Regions from separate parts of the Homo sapiens genome. Here region 2 is linked to region 1. Evidence: read pairs that join two places in POLR2A ChIA-PET (ENCODE). Cell type or tissue: OCI-LY7. All regions are shown on one strand. Links, peaks and the distances in the headings refer to the core of each region. The heading gives the core; the rest is flanking DNA.

Region 1 (10,500 bases), core at 4,735-7,234:
AACAAAGGGATGCCACTGCTGCCATAAATGTCATCAAATGCATGAAAAGTAGGAGAGAGTACCCTGGATTATTTCTTCCTCTTTCTCTGCAGTCTTCTCCATTGCCTCCCGTTGGCCTCACTGGATGAAGGGCAGGTGACAAGAGAGACTAGGAATGTAGCCTGCAGCCTGCAGCCTGCAGCCTGTGATATAAAGCAGAGGAGGGCAAGAACTGTATTTGGGGTCAAACAGGTCCAGGGTCAGCACAGTGGGCTGATATTTCCCAACATCATCTGCTAGAAACTACTCTTTCCCATTGATGTATGGTGTCACCTTTGTTATATATTAAGCCTTCAAATGTACATGAAGTCTATTTAGAATCTATCTGTAAATATAGACTAGATTCTAAATAGACTTCATGTACATTTAAAGACTTAATATGTAGACTCTAAATTAGAGTCTATTTCTAAACTCTCTATTCTGTTTGATTTGTCTATTTATCTGTTCTCATGCCAATTCTATTTTCTTTTAATTACTATGGCTTTATAGCATGTCGTATCTAGTAGGGGAAATCCCCTTTCTTTACTCCTCTTTTTTTAAGTCGACTTAAATATTCATGGACCTTTATTCCTCTATGTAAGTTTTTAGAATATTTCCATTTTTCAGCTCTTCTGTATCTATTATTATTTTAAAGTTTTCCTCATGGAAGTCTTAGGTATGTGGCAGCAGAAGAAAAAAGAAGTATAAATAGTATACTGTCTCGGAAGTGAGAAGGGTCACTTTCACTCACATTTCTAGTCATAGTAAGGCACATAGTCACACTCAATTTCAAGAGGATGAGGAAGTGCAATGTTTCTGGTAGGAGAATTGGAAATCATTGGTGGAAAACATTAATAGTGACCAAAGTCTGCTATTCTGGTCAGCAAATATTTAGTTCACTGACCTTCTTACATGCAAAAGACAATCATGCCACCCCAAGACAGAGAGAAAACACAACAGTTCATACAGTCTCTGGAATCAGCTAAAAGTCCAAAGTAGACTAAGTGATGCTAGGTGGCCTCTTTACTAGATCTGGATGTGCCTTCTCTCACTCTGGTAATTTGTAAACTAAAAGGAGGGGTTTTCTATGCTCCCCTTCTCACATACCTAATATACAGAGACCACAAAACCAAAATAACTCTTCCCATTGGAAAGGAAAAAGAGGGGAGATACATAACTAGGTGTATTCTTAATGAAATGAAAACATATATCCAACAAAAGCAATTGTACATAAATGTTCCTAGCAGCATTTTCTATAATGGCCAAACATAATGTTAATGTTTAACAAATGTTAAAAACATTATATTATGCTAAGTGAAAGGAGCCAGTCACAAAGTACCACATATTGTATGAATCCATTTATATGAAATGTAAGGATAAATGGGTGAATTGTATGGTATGTGAATTATATTTCCATAAAGCTCTTAAGAAAACAAGCAGACAAAAACAAAACAAAACAAACAATTATTGGTCTACTGCAGTTTAAATGAGACATATTTGGCTGGAGCATGAGTGATTATATCAGAGCTGAAGACTGCCTTTCAATTGCAGGTCCTGCCTCAAGATGTAGCCACCGAGTCTCAGAAAAAGAAAAATGACCTTGAGACTTGAGACGGCATAACCTGGTGTTGAGTCTCTGTGTCATATATGCTCACTTATGGCCCCACGGACCACTGGGGTTATCTTGCCATTAAATCTCCCTGACTTCATTCACAAACCCCACCCTTAATTATTTCCTCTGCTGGGGATAATCTTCAGTTATAAGCACATGTTATTACTATTATTATATTTTATTTTATTAGATGAGTAAGAAGTGTTTTACTGTTGAAAAATTGGGGCTGAATGTGATGGCTCATGCCTGTAACCACAGCACTTCGGGAGGCCAAGGCGGGAGGATTGCTTGAAGCCAGGAGTTTGAGACAAGCCTGGGCAACATAGCAAGACCCTGTCTCTATAAAAATAAAAAAATAAAAAAAAAGAAAGAGAAAAATTGGAAAATACTCAAAATGACAACAAAATTATTAAAAATCACTTACAACTCTGCACCTAGAAATAACTACAGTAAATCTTTCAGGATGTATTTCAGTCTCTGAAACGGAAAGGCTAGGAAAATGTAAGCAACCTTATGACAAACAACACTCCCATTTTTACCCCAGTGTTCTGTATTAATCTCTCTTGTAGAACTTTCTACATTTTACTATAGTTATTTTTCAGGGATTAGTAGAACAGGAGTCAATTGACTTATGTTTTAGTTCCATCTTTGATTTGCCAAATCTCCTTTTTTTTTTTTGTTTGAGATGGAGTCTCCCTCTGTCACCAGGCTGGAGTGCAGCGGCACGATCTCGGCTCACTGCAACCTCTGCCTCCCAGGTTCAAGCGATTCTGCTACCTCAGCCTCCCAAGTAGCTGGTACTACAGGTGCACACCACCATGCCCAGTTAATTTTTGTATTTTTAGTAGAGACGGTGTTTTACCATGTTGGCCAGGATAGTTTCGATCTCTTGACCTCGTGATCTGCCTGCCTCAGCCTTTCAAAGTGCTGGGATTACAGGCGTGAGCCACTGCGCCCGGCCCAGCTTTTTTTTTTTTTTTGTAGAAAAAGAGAGAAGAAATTGAAAATTATGACAGTGGGTTTGGAGTTTCTCCTGTAAGTGATTGGGAGCCATTGAAGGATTACAAGTAGTTGAATAAATCAAAATAGTTTTTGAGAAGGAAGTTTCCCTGGAAGAATGATGCATGAGTGTAAGTGAATGAGAATAACATTTACAGGTATGCTATTGTACTAAACTTATTATTTATGATATTTTACTTGATCCTTTTGGTTCTATAGCATAGGGGTAATCATCCTAAGGACTAGGCTCTGGTTTTTTTTTTATCTTGCCCAAATTCCTATCTAAGGAGTCTGTGGAGTCATGCCCGACAAACCATAAATTCTCATCAGATGGGTTTTATTTAACCCTATATATCGTGACTGACTTTCCAATATGACTCTGGCATAACATTATGTGACAAAGAAGGAAGTAAACATATTTTACTTTGTTTGTTTGCCATTTTTTGAAATGGTCCTGCAAAGCTGTCCTTTGTAGGGGAAAATGTGCATCTGTAAAGAATCTCTATTAACATAGCCAGATATTTTTCTTCCAGGCCCTCCCAATCCTGAAGAGATTAAGTAAGACTCTAGCACCTTTTAAAGGTCTGAATAAAAAACATTTGTCATCTATTGTCTCTAAGGGCAGCTACTATATGACTTCAAAAGAACCTTGGTCTCCACAATCTTTTATCTTAACCTGAACATTTCCTTTCTTTTGATCCCAGGTCTTTAGACAAGCTCAACCAATTGTCAATCAGAAAATGTTTAAATTTACCTGTAGCCTGGAAGCCCCGCCTCCCCTGCCCTTTGATTTGTCTGTCCCACCTTTCTGAACCAAACCAATGTATTTCTGAAACGTATTTGATTGCTGTCTCATGCCTCCCTAAAATGTATAAAACCAAACTGCACCCTACCCACCTTGGGCACATATTCTCAGGACCTCCTGAGGGCTGTGTCATAGGCCGTGGTCACTCATATTTGGCTCAGAATAAATCTCTTCAAGTGTTTTACAGAGTTTGACTCTTTTCATCCACAATCCCCCAGTTAGAGATAAGAAATTTAAAACTTGGCTGGGTTAAGCAATGTGCTCAAGGACACACAGCTAATAAGTGTTATAGTAGGGAATTAAATCTAGCATGTCCAACTAACTGGTTTCTTTCTAGGCACAGAGGTTGGCTCAAGAGGTATTTCAGCAGTCTGGGTGGGCTCTGTTCCCATTGCATAATGAGAAATTATAATAGAATATTTAGCAAGCTGCATTGTTGAAACAGCAGATTGGTTGATGGCTGTCCCCAGGGGTTTTTCCCTATGACTCATATACAGTTGGGGAATCCTGAGGAAAGCTCAGCTTTTACTTCTTGAAATTTAAGGTCCTGACACTCTGAGGTGATTGCAGACAGAGATCTGAGTCGTTGACAACAAAGAGATTAAGGGAGGGACCTTGGGTAAATCCCTTTGTCCCTGGACCTCAGTTTTCTTAACCACAAACAATTAAATGATCTCTGAAGCTTTCTTTTGTTTTAAGACTCAAGGATAATACTGAGTGCCTAATGTAATGTGAAGTTCTATGTAGAGGCTTAATGATAGCGTTACTCATTTATAGGGATTAAACAGAATGTCCACAAAGAACTGGTTGAAAATAGGCTGCAAAAATGGTACAGAAGATATGTGTTCTTAGTTACTCAAGTTTTATGCATTCACTAGACTGTAAGATTCAGGTGGGGGTGGGCTGTATGCTTGTTCATCCTACATCTTAGGGGCCATCACTAGTGTCTTGTAGATAGGGAGCCAAACAATTTTGTTGAAAGAAAGAACAAATAATGCAGAAAGGCTGCTTGTCCCCGAGTATTTGTTCTCCACTTCTTCCTCAATAATGCACCACCTAGAATCACCTGGATACAGAAGCCCAGAACAAACTACATTTCCCAGACTTCCTTGCAGCTAGATGTGCTCAATTCTGACCAATGGGATGGAAATAGAATTAATGTTGACTTTTTTTTTTTCCAGGAAATCTTAGAGTGAGAGGACATAATTTTCTCCTTCCAATATCTCCTTCTGGCTGACTAAGATAAAATGGATAAATGGGTAAGATATTTGGAACTTGGATCATAAAATGGAGTTACATGTTGAGAATTGCAGTGCATTGAGAAGCATGGTGTCCAGGTTATCTGCCAATAGTCAAGCCTCTATGCAGGCTTTTAACTGTGTATGTTTACATAAGCATGAGAGACAGATATATTTCTATTTTGTTTAAAACACTCTTATTTTTGGTTTACAAATTGTTGTAGCTGAACTTAATACACGGGAACATTTTCAAAAGAGGGCTGGGCACAGTGGCTCACTCCTGTAATTCCAGCATTGGGAGGCAGAGTTGGGAGGATTGTTTGAGGCCAGGAGTTTGAGGCCAACTTGGGCAACATAGTGAAATCCAGTCTCTGTAAAAGACTTAAAAATTAGCTGGGCATGGTTGCATATGCCTGTAGACCCAGCTACTTGGGAGGCTGAAGAAGAAGGATCACTTGAGCCCAAGAGGTTGAGGCTGCAGTGAGCTATTATTTCACCACTGCATGCCAGCCAGGGTGACAGAGTGAAAAAGTCTCAAAAAAAAAAAAAAAAAAAAAAAAAAGAAAAGAGTACACAACTTTCATAATTTCATAATTTTTCTTTCAAGAACAGCTAATAAAAATATTTTGAGCTTGCTTACCATAAACTTCACAATCATGTATGGTAGATTTGATTTTGGGTGATGATCAGGGAGTGCCTACCTAGTTGGCCACTAGTTAATTTTTGTATAAATACAGGGTTTGCTTGATCAACAACTTGAATATTTTATACTAAGTATCTAAACTAATCCTTTTATTTTCACTGAAAACTGTTATATTTCCATTTTTTACATGAGGTTGTTAATATAAAACCAATTTGTTTTTGTGAATGAAGTGAGGAAAAGATCCATTTTTTTTTTGAAAAAAGAGATAGCTCATTATTCCAAACCACTTAATTTATAGCATTTATATACATATTTTTGCTGCTGATTTAAAATGTACATTTATCAAATGTTAGCTACTTATATCAACATTTATATTTGAAGGACAATGACTAGGAATTTTATGAATTTCATAAAAAATATAAATTCACAGATCCAAGATACTCAATAAACCTCAAGCTGAAATAACACAAAGAAAGCCACACAAAAAACCCATATTAATTAAATTCCTGAAAACAAGTGAAGAGAAAAACCTTAAAAATAGAAAAAATATGCATAAAGAAACAAATATACAAATTAATTTCCCCTCAGAAACTATGTATTTCAGAAGAATGGAAAAACATCTTTAAAATGCTGAAAGAAATTATAAACTTAAAATTGTATATCTGACCAAAACATTATTCAAAATTAAAGGCAAAATAATTTTTTTTTTCTGGAAAAAAAAAAAACCAGAAAATTTGTGGCTAGGAGACCTGCATAACAAGAAATGTTTTTTAAAAATTTAAGTCCTTAAATGGAAGAAAAATAAGTGATGAAAACTTGGATCTACACACAAAAATAAAAAGCTCCAGACATGGTAAATATAAAATACTTTTTTATTTGTTAAATTTATATAGTTCTTAAAAATAATTGATTGTTTAAAGCAAAAATCATACCAATGTATTGAGAATTTTAAGCTATGTAAGAATAAATTTTATAATAAAATAACTCACAGTATATTAGGAAGTGAATACTGTTGCAAGATTTTAAATTTATATGTGAAGTGATATAATGTTAATTGAAAGTAGACTGTGATAAAATTAAGATGCATGTTATGAACCTTAGTGAACAAAGAAATAAACAAAAAAGTATAGCTTATAAGTCAATAGTGGATTTAAAATAGAATGATAGAAAATATGCAATTAATCCAAAAGGAGGTAGGAAAGAAGAAAAAGGGGAAGAAAGAGCATATGGGATAAATTCAAAACACATAACAAAAAGATAAATTTAAACCCAATTATGTCAATAATTATATTGAGTATAAATAGTCTAAATGCTCCCATTAAAAGGCAGAGATTTCAGATTGGATAAAATGCAAGACCAACTATATGCTGCTTATAAGGAAACTATTTATAAATATACAGATAAGTTAAAATGAAAAGTACTGAAAAAGATACAATATGCATATACCAATCATAAGAAAGGTGGACTGGATATATTAATATCAGATAAAGTAGAATTCAAAGGAAGGAATATTATCAGGACTAAAGAGGGATACTTTATAATGATGTGAACATCAAGAAAACATAACCATCCTAATTTGTACCCAATTAACAGAGCTTTAAAATACATGAAACAAAAATGAACACAACTCGAAGAAGAATTAGACAAATTCACAATTATATTTGTAGTCTCCAACATTCCTTTTCAAGTAGTCGACAAAAAAAGACAGAAAATCACCAAATATAGAAGAATTGAACAATATCAACCAAATTAATCTAATTGACATTAATAATAGAACTCTCCACCCAACAACTGTAGAATTCACATTCTTCGAAGAGCTCATGAAACATTTACTAAGGTAGACTGTCCATTGGATCATGAAATAATTCTCAATAAATTTAAAAGAACTAAAATCAGGCAGTGTAAGAGCATATTATGTATCAACAGTAGAATTAAATTAGAAATGAAAAACAAAATGATAATACCCAAATTATCATTTTTTTGTCCAAAAAACGACACACTTCTAAACAATCCATGGGTCCAAAAAGATGACAGAAAGGAAACTAGAAAATATTTTGAACTGTAACTTAGAATTTTATCTATAAATGTTAACATTAGAAAAGAATTAAAAATTAAGCTTCTACCTTTAAGCACTGTGATAGCTGCTTCCCTCAAATTTTGATATGTTGTGTTTCATTATCATTTCATTCAAAATGCTTTCTAGTTTCAGTTGATATTGCATGTTTTGGGGAGTGACAGAGATCAATATCACCCTTAAAGACCTAAAGGACACAGGTTAGGTGGTCTCCATCATATCTGCATCAATTCATCAGGTGGTTCCCTATAAAATCCAGGTGGTTTCCGGAGAATGACACACAGTACTACAAACTCAGCATAGCAGGAAACTTTATTTCAGCTGTTTTACAAGATGTTGCATGTTTTATAGAATAAATTAACAAGGTCTGATATATGGCATGTAGCCACTGGTATGACAAACGTGTTCTTTTCCATTCCTGTTAGAAAAGGGAATGAAATGCAGTTTGTATTCACTTGGAACATACAGCAGTATATGTTTAGTCTTGCCCCAGGGCTATGTTAAATCTCTTGACCTCTGTCATAATGTAAGTCTGAGGAAATCTGAACCATCTGAACATTAGAAAAAATATCACACTGGTGTATTTATGATGTCGTGATAATTGGGCAATATAAGCAATAACTGTTAAGTACACTAGAGGGGCTGATTAGACATGCACTCCAGGGAATAGGAGATAAATCCTATGAGGACTCATAGGCCTACTACATCAAAAAAATTCTTAGAGGTCTAATTTATTGAGTATGCTCAGACATTCCCTCCAAAATGTAGTTAGAATGATTGCATCTCATACTTCCCACCACAAAGAAGGAAGCATATCTGCCCTCTTTGGGTTTTGGAGGCAGTATATTCCACACTGGGAATATTACTATTGACTGATACAAAAGGCTTCCGGGTTTGAGGGGAGCTTGCAGCTAGAAAGTGCTGTACAGCAGGTCTAGATTTTGGTGCAAAAGTCCCTGATGCTTGGACCATAAACTCCCACAACTATGCCATTTGCAATGGAGAATTACACTCCTAGAAAGACAGTTCCTGTTTTTCTACTTGGAAGCCCATGTAGAGATAGTACACATTACCGTGGGTCAAGTGACCTTGTGGCCAGCACTGCCATCATGAAATGAGGTCCTGATTTCTGTCAGACTCATCAAGTTATAAGGTTGTGTGGACCCAGTAGCAATCCATTGTAAGGCAGAAGTAGTAGTATGGGATAATAAGTACTAAGGCCTGAGTCTACCTACACATAAGCTACACAAACATGTGACTCAGATCCCCATGCCATGTACCTTCATTGCATTAGCATCTCTCCCTTAGTTTACACCTATGGATGCATAAGTGCAGGTGGATGGTGATGAGGAAGTCTCTTATGATAAGCTCAGGAAAGAAGTAAAAACCTCAGCTTGCTTTAATGATGGGTGGCTTGGTACACAGAAGCAAGCTAAGATGGACAACAACTGCATTATACCCTCACCCAGCAGAAACAGCAGTGAGAGAAAGCCCTCTCACTGTTTTGAGACAATGTCTCAATGTTTTGAGACGAAGTCCAATGCTCTGTCTCAGTTCTATTCAATGAAGCTGCCTACAGCTGAAAGAAACCAGAAGGAGCATGCTATGAAATCTGTTAATTTGAGTGTTCAGTGGAAGGTGATTGGGTGAAAGCAGACTTGATGGGATGACACGCTTCTGAGTTTAGGAGGGGCTTCTGAGCAGAGCCCCAAATGGTCCGGAGCTGTGGCTCAAGTCTGGCTGCTTGCTGCTCAGAGACCAAAGACATGAAGTGAGGTGTGGTGAAAGGAAAGGAGTTTTATTAACCAAATGCTAGCAGTTGAGGGATGGCCAGGCTCATGCCTTTGAAAGACCATTCCAACATTTTCAGCTGAGTGAAGGGGTTTAAGAAGGAAAAGGTGTTTCTAGGTATTTTATTTTCTTTGAAGCAATTGTGAATGGGAGTTCACTCATGATTTGGCTCTCTGTTTGTTTGTTATTGGTGTATAAGAATGCTTGTGATTTTGCACATTGATTTTGTATCCTGAGACTTTGCTGAAGTTGCTTATCAGCTTAAGGAGATTTTGGGCTGAGACAATGGGGTTTTCTAAATATACAATCATGTCATCTGCAAACAGGGACAATTTGACTTCCTCTTTTCCTAATTGAATACCCTTTATTTCTTTCTTCTGCCTGATTGCCCTGGCCAGAATTTCCAACACTGTGTTGAATAGGAGTGGTGAGAGAGGGCATCCCTGTCTTGTGCCAGTTTTCAAAGGAAACGCTTCCAGTTTTTGCCCATTCAGTATGATGTAGGCTGTGGGTTTGTCATAAATATCTCTTATTATTTTGAGATATGTCCCATCAATACCTAATTTATTGAGAGTTTTTAGCATGAAGGGCTGTTAAATTTTGTCAAAGGCCTTTTCTGCATCTATTGAGATAATCATGTGGTTTTTGTCTTTGGTTCTGTTTATATGCTGGATTATGTTTATTGATTTGCGTATGTTGAACTAGTCTTGCATCCCAGGGATGAAGCCCACTTGATCATGGTGGATAAGCTTTTTGATGTGCTGCTGGATTCGGTTTGCCAGTATTTTATTGAGGATTTTCGCATCGATGTTCATCAAGGATATTGGTCTAAAATTCTCTTTTTTGGTTGTGTCTCTGCCAGGCTTTGGTATCAGGATGATGCTGGCCTCATAAAATGAGTTAGGGAGGATTCCCTCTTTTTCTATTGATTGGAATATTTTCAGAGGTACCAGCTCCTCCTTGTATCTCTGGTAGAATTCAGCTGTGAATCTGTCTGGTCCTGGACTTTTTTTGGTTGGTAGGCTATAAATTATTGCCTCAATTTCAGAGCCTGTTATTGGTCTATTCAGAGATTCAACTTCTTCCTGGTTTAGTCTTGAAGGACTCTTCGAGGAGAACTACAAACCACTGCTCAATGAAATAAACGAGGACACAAACAAATGGAAGAACATTCCATGCTCATGGATAGGAAGAATCAATATCATGAAAACAGCCATATTGCCCAAGGTAATTTATAGATTCAATGCCATCCCCATCAAGCTACCGATGACTTTCTTCTCAGAATTGGAAAAAACTACTTTAAAGTTCATATGGAAGCAA
Region 2 (2,500 bases), core at 1-2,500, 68 kb before region 1:
CCACTCACAGTGCAAAAGTCAGGTACCTCTGCTCAGAGAACAGTTGGTGAAAAATGAAAATGGAATCTTTCTCGAGTTAGAATGTGAGATGGCAAAAAAATTGCTTAGTTAACACACAGTTGGGTTGCATATACCTTTTCAAGAATGCATGAGTTGGTTTAAGCAAGATTCATTTGTCCTATGCAGTTAGTGTGTGACTCAAATGCCAGCCATTTCCCTGTTTTTTTAGCCTTGAGTCTCAAAGTCTGTTTTGTTTTTTACCACAGACCATTTGGCTTGCTGAATTCAACACCTCTTCCAATGCCTGCTTCTCCCAAAGAATCTACTCACAGAAAGAGTTAAAGAGAAATGTAGACTTTACTAAATATTTCATAGAGGAGACCTAGGAGGAGGTTGACACAGCACACTGCTCAGCAGATGACTTAAAATTTTCCCTTAGCCATTTTTGTTCTCTCAAGTCCCTTTCATCCATACCACCACTGCTGATTTGTTCTTTCTTTTTTTCTTTTAAATCTTTTCTAGCTTTCCTTCTGACAAACTTTGCTGGAGTCCTACTCCTTTTCTCTCCTTCTTGAGAAAAATGCAAATTTTGCTCCATGTTTTGGTATAGCAGGGAAGCTTCCATCTTTTTTTACTGAAGCATAACATCAGGGCCTACATTCCATCTCAAACGGCTTGTCAAGGTCCTTCCACAAATAAGATGTTCCTCCAAAGATGATGTACAGATGCCAAGTTGGATATAGCTAGAGAAATCTCATGGCTACCCCAATCAGGAGAGAGGTTGCTGTTTCTCAGAAGTCCTCCTCCCCACTTCCAGGGTCATCATTGTCTCTCAACAACTTTGTGGGGATATAAAAACCCTCGCGGAACTGGTTTTCTGAGAGGTGTTTGAAGCAGGAATATATTATGCAGGGGATGGAGCAGCCATTCCCTGGCTAGATGACCACATCACTGTTGCACACTGATTGTTTGCTAAAGGCACAATGCTTTCCTGACCAGAAATGAAAAATGCCTGCTGCTCAATTATTGTCAATCTAACTGGAATAGAGTCAGGCCTCGTCAGATGGTTTCCCAAACACCCAGATGGTCTCTTAGATTCTGGATGGTCAGTGTGGTAGTTCTTTCCATTACATCCTTGAGATCCTGCTGTTCACACCATTCAGCAGGGCACCCTGAACCTTGTCCCCATATTCTGGCTCTGCTGAGATGAGATGCAGTCAGGTGTTACTAGTGTCTTCAATTATATACTGGGGTAGGGGGGCCTTATTTTGGTTGGAGAGCTTCCAAAATTGTGTCTGGAATCTCAGTTCCCAGGGTCTGGTCTTCTGAGATGGAAGAGGTTTTGAAGCAATTCAAACCCAGTCCTTTCATTTTCTAGACTTGGATCCTGAGTTCCAGGGAGGGGAAGGTATAGTGAATTCTTATAATTTTATGTTGCCTTGGCAACCATTTTGTATACAAGTTTAATTTCTCATACCAGAAGCCGGGCTTAGTCACCCTTGATATGGGTTTCTGGTTCTATACCACACCTCTGGCCAGAGACAAGAACTTAGAGGCATCTTTCCTGCCTAGCAGACTGGATTCCCCACTTCTCTGTTGCTTCCTTCAGACAGACCATTCAGGCATTTGCCAGTGAATTGAGAGTGACCACACCCTATTTCTTTACCTACATTGTTAACTGTCTTGCTGTCTCTGTCTGACTTCTTATTCCTGCCTCATGTAACCTAGAGAAGGAGGACTGCCCTTCAGACTCATTATGCCCTTTCTGTCCAGGATCTGTAAGTAAAAGTCTTTGAACTTGTTTTCCATTGTGGTGGTGTATTAAATTTGTGCTTTCCATCTCAGGAACAGGGGGCTGTCCCAGCCTGGTTTTCCCTGGGGGTTCCTAGGGGTGGGGTCATATGGAGTACAAGATCAGCCTCCTAGTGCCAGAGTGACAGTCAGACAGGCATAAACTGGGCATGGTTCAGTCACAAGTGTATCTGCCAGTATAGGGAAGTTTCCTGTGTGAGAGAGTCCTTGATCGCGACTTGGACAACTAAGTATTAGGCCATCTGCAGATAAAAGAAGTATCCCGTGAAGGGCACAGTGTAAACACTCACACCCAGCTCCCCTTCATTTCCCATTAGGGCAGAGTTGCTAGCTGCTCTGGTACTGGAGCCCCATTTTAACTGGAGGCTCTCAAAACAGAAGAAATAGATCAAGACCATACAGTGAATTAGAGGTTGGGCTGGGACATCCATTCATCCCTTCTGATTCTGTGTGGGGCTCTGCCCACCACACTACATTGCTTCCCTGCCTGCTATCTGAAAGATACTTCACTAAAAACTCTCTTTTTAACCCTGGAGCTGTATCTTTCCAAGAGACAGAAGGAGAAGTATACTATTTAATACCCTGTGTAGTTTGTCTTGGTCTAAAGTTTTCTTTTTGCCCAAGTGTTTGGAGGGATGAAATACTGTATGGTAGAGAGGCGCTTTCTTCCTGAAGGCCAAGAGAAACT

The links. ChIA-PET counts read pairs that join two places held together with the same protein. Peaks named below come from ENCODE experiments on the same cell type or tissue, not always from the same donor. Only the 100,000 strongest peaks of a DNase experiment are listed, where the experiment ranks them.
Region 2: POLR2A ChIA-PET joins it to region 1 with 16 read pairs; 4 of 35 experiments call an interaction of 5 or more read pairs at or near these places.

Annotation. Positions count from the first base shown.
Region 1 is chr9:114,964,969-114,975,468 of GRCh38, forward strand. No RefSeq gene overlaps it. Among named protein-coding and RNA genes, the nearest start is that of TNFSF8, 40 kb to the left of the region's middle. In OCI-LY7, for the core only: no CTCF peak of the experiment used is centred there; no DNase peak of the experiment used is centred there.
Region 2 is chr9:114,901,429-114,903,928 of GRCh38, forward strand. TNFSF8 (TNF superfamily member 8) reads right to left here. Exons shown (of 4, transcript NM_001244.4): 4 at 1-2,500. Among named protein-coding and RNA genes, the nearest start is that of TNFSF8, 28 kb to the right of the region's middle. In OCI-LY7, for the core only: no CTCF peak of the experiment used is centred there; a DNase peak (open chromatin) is centred at 1,494.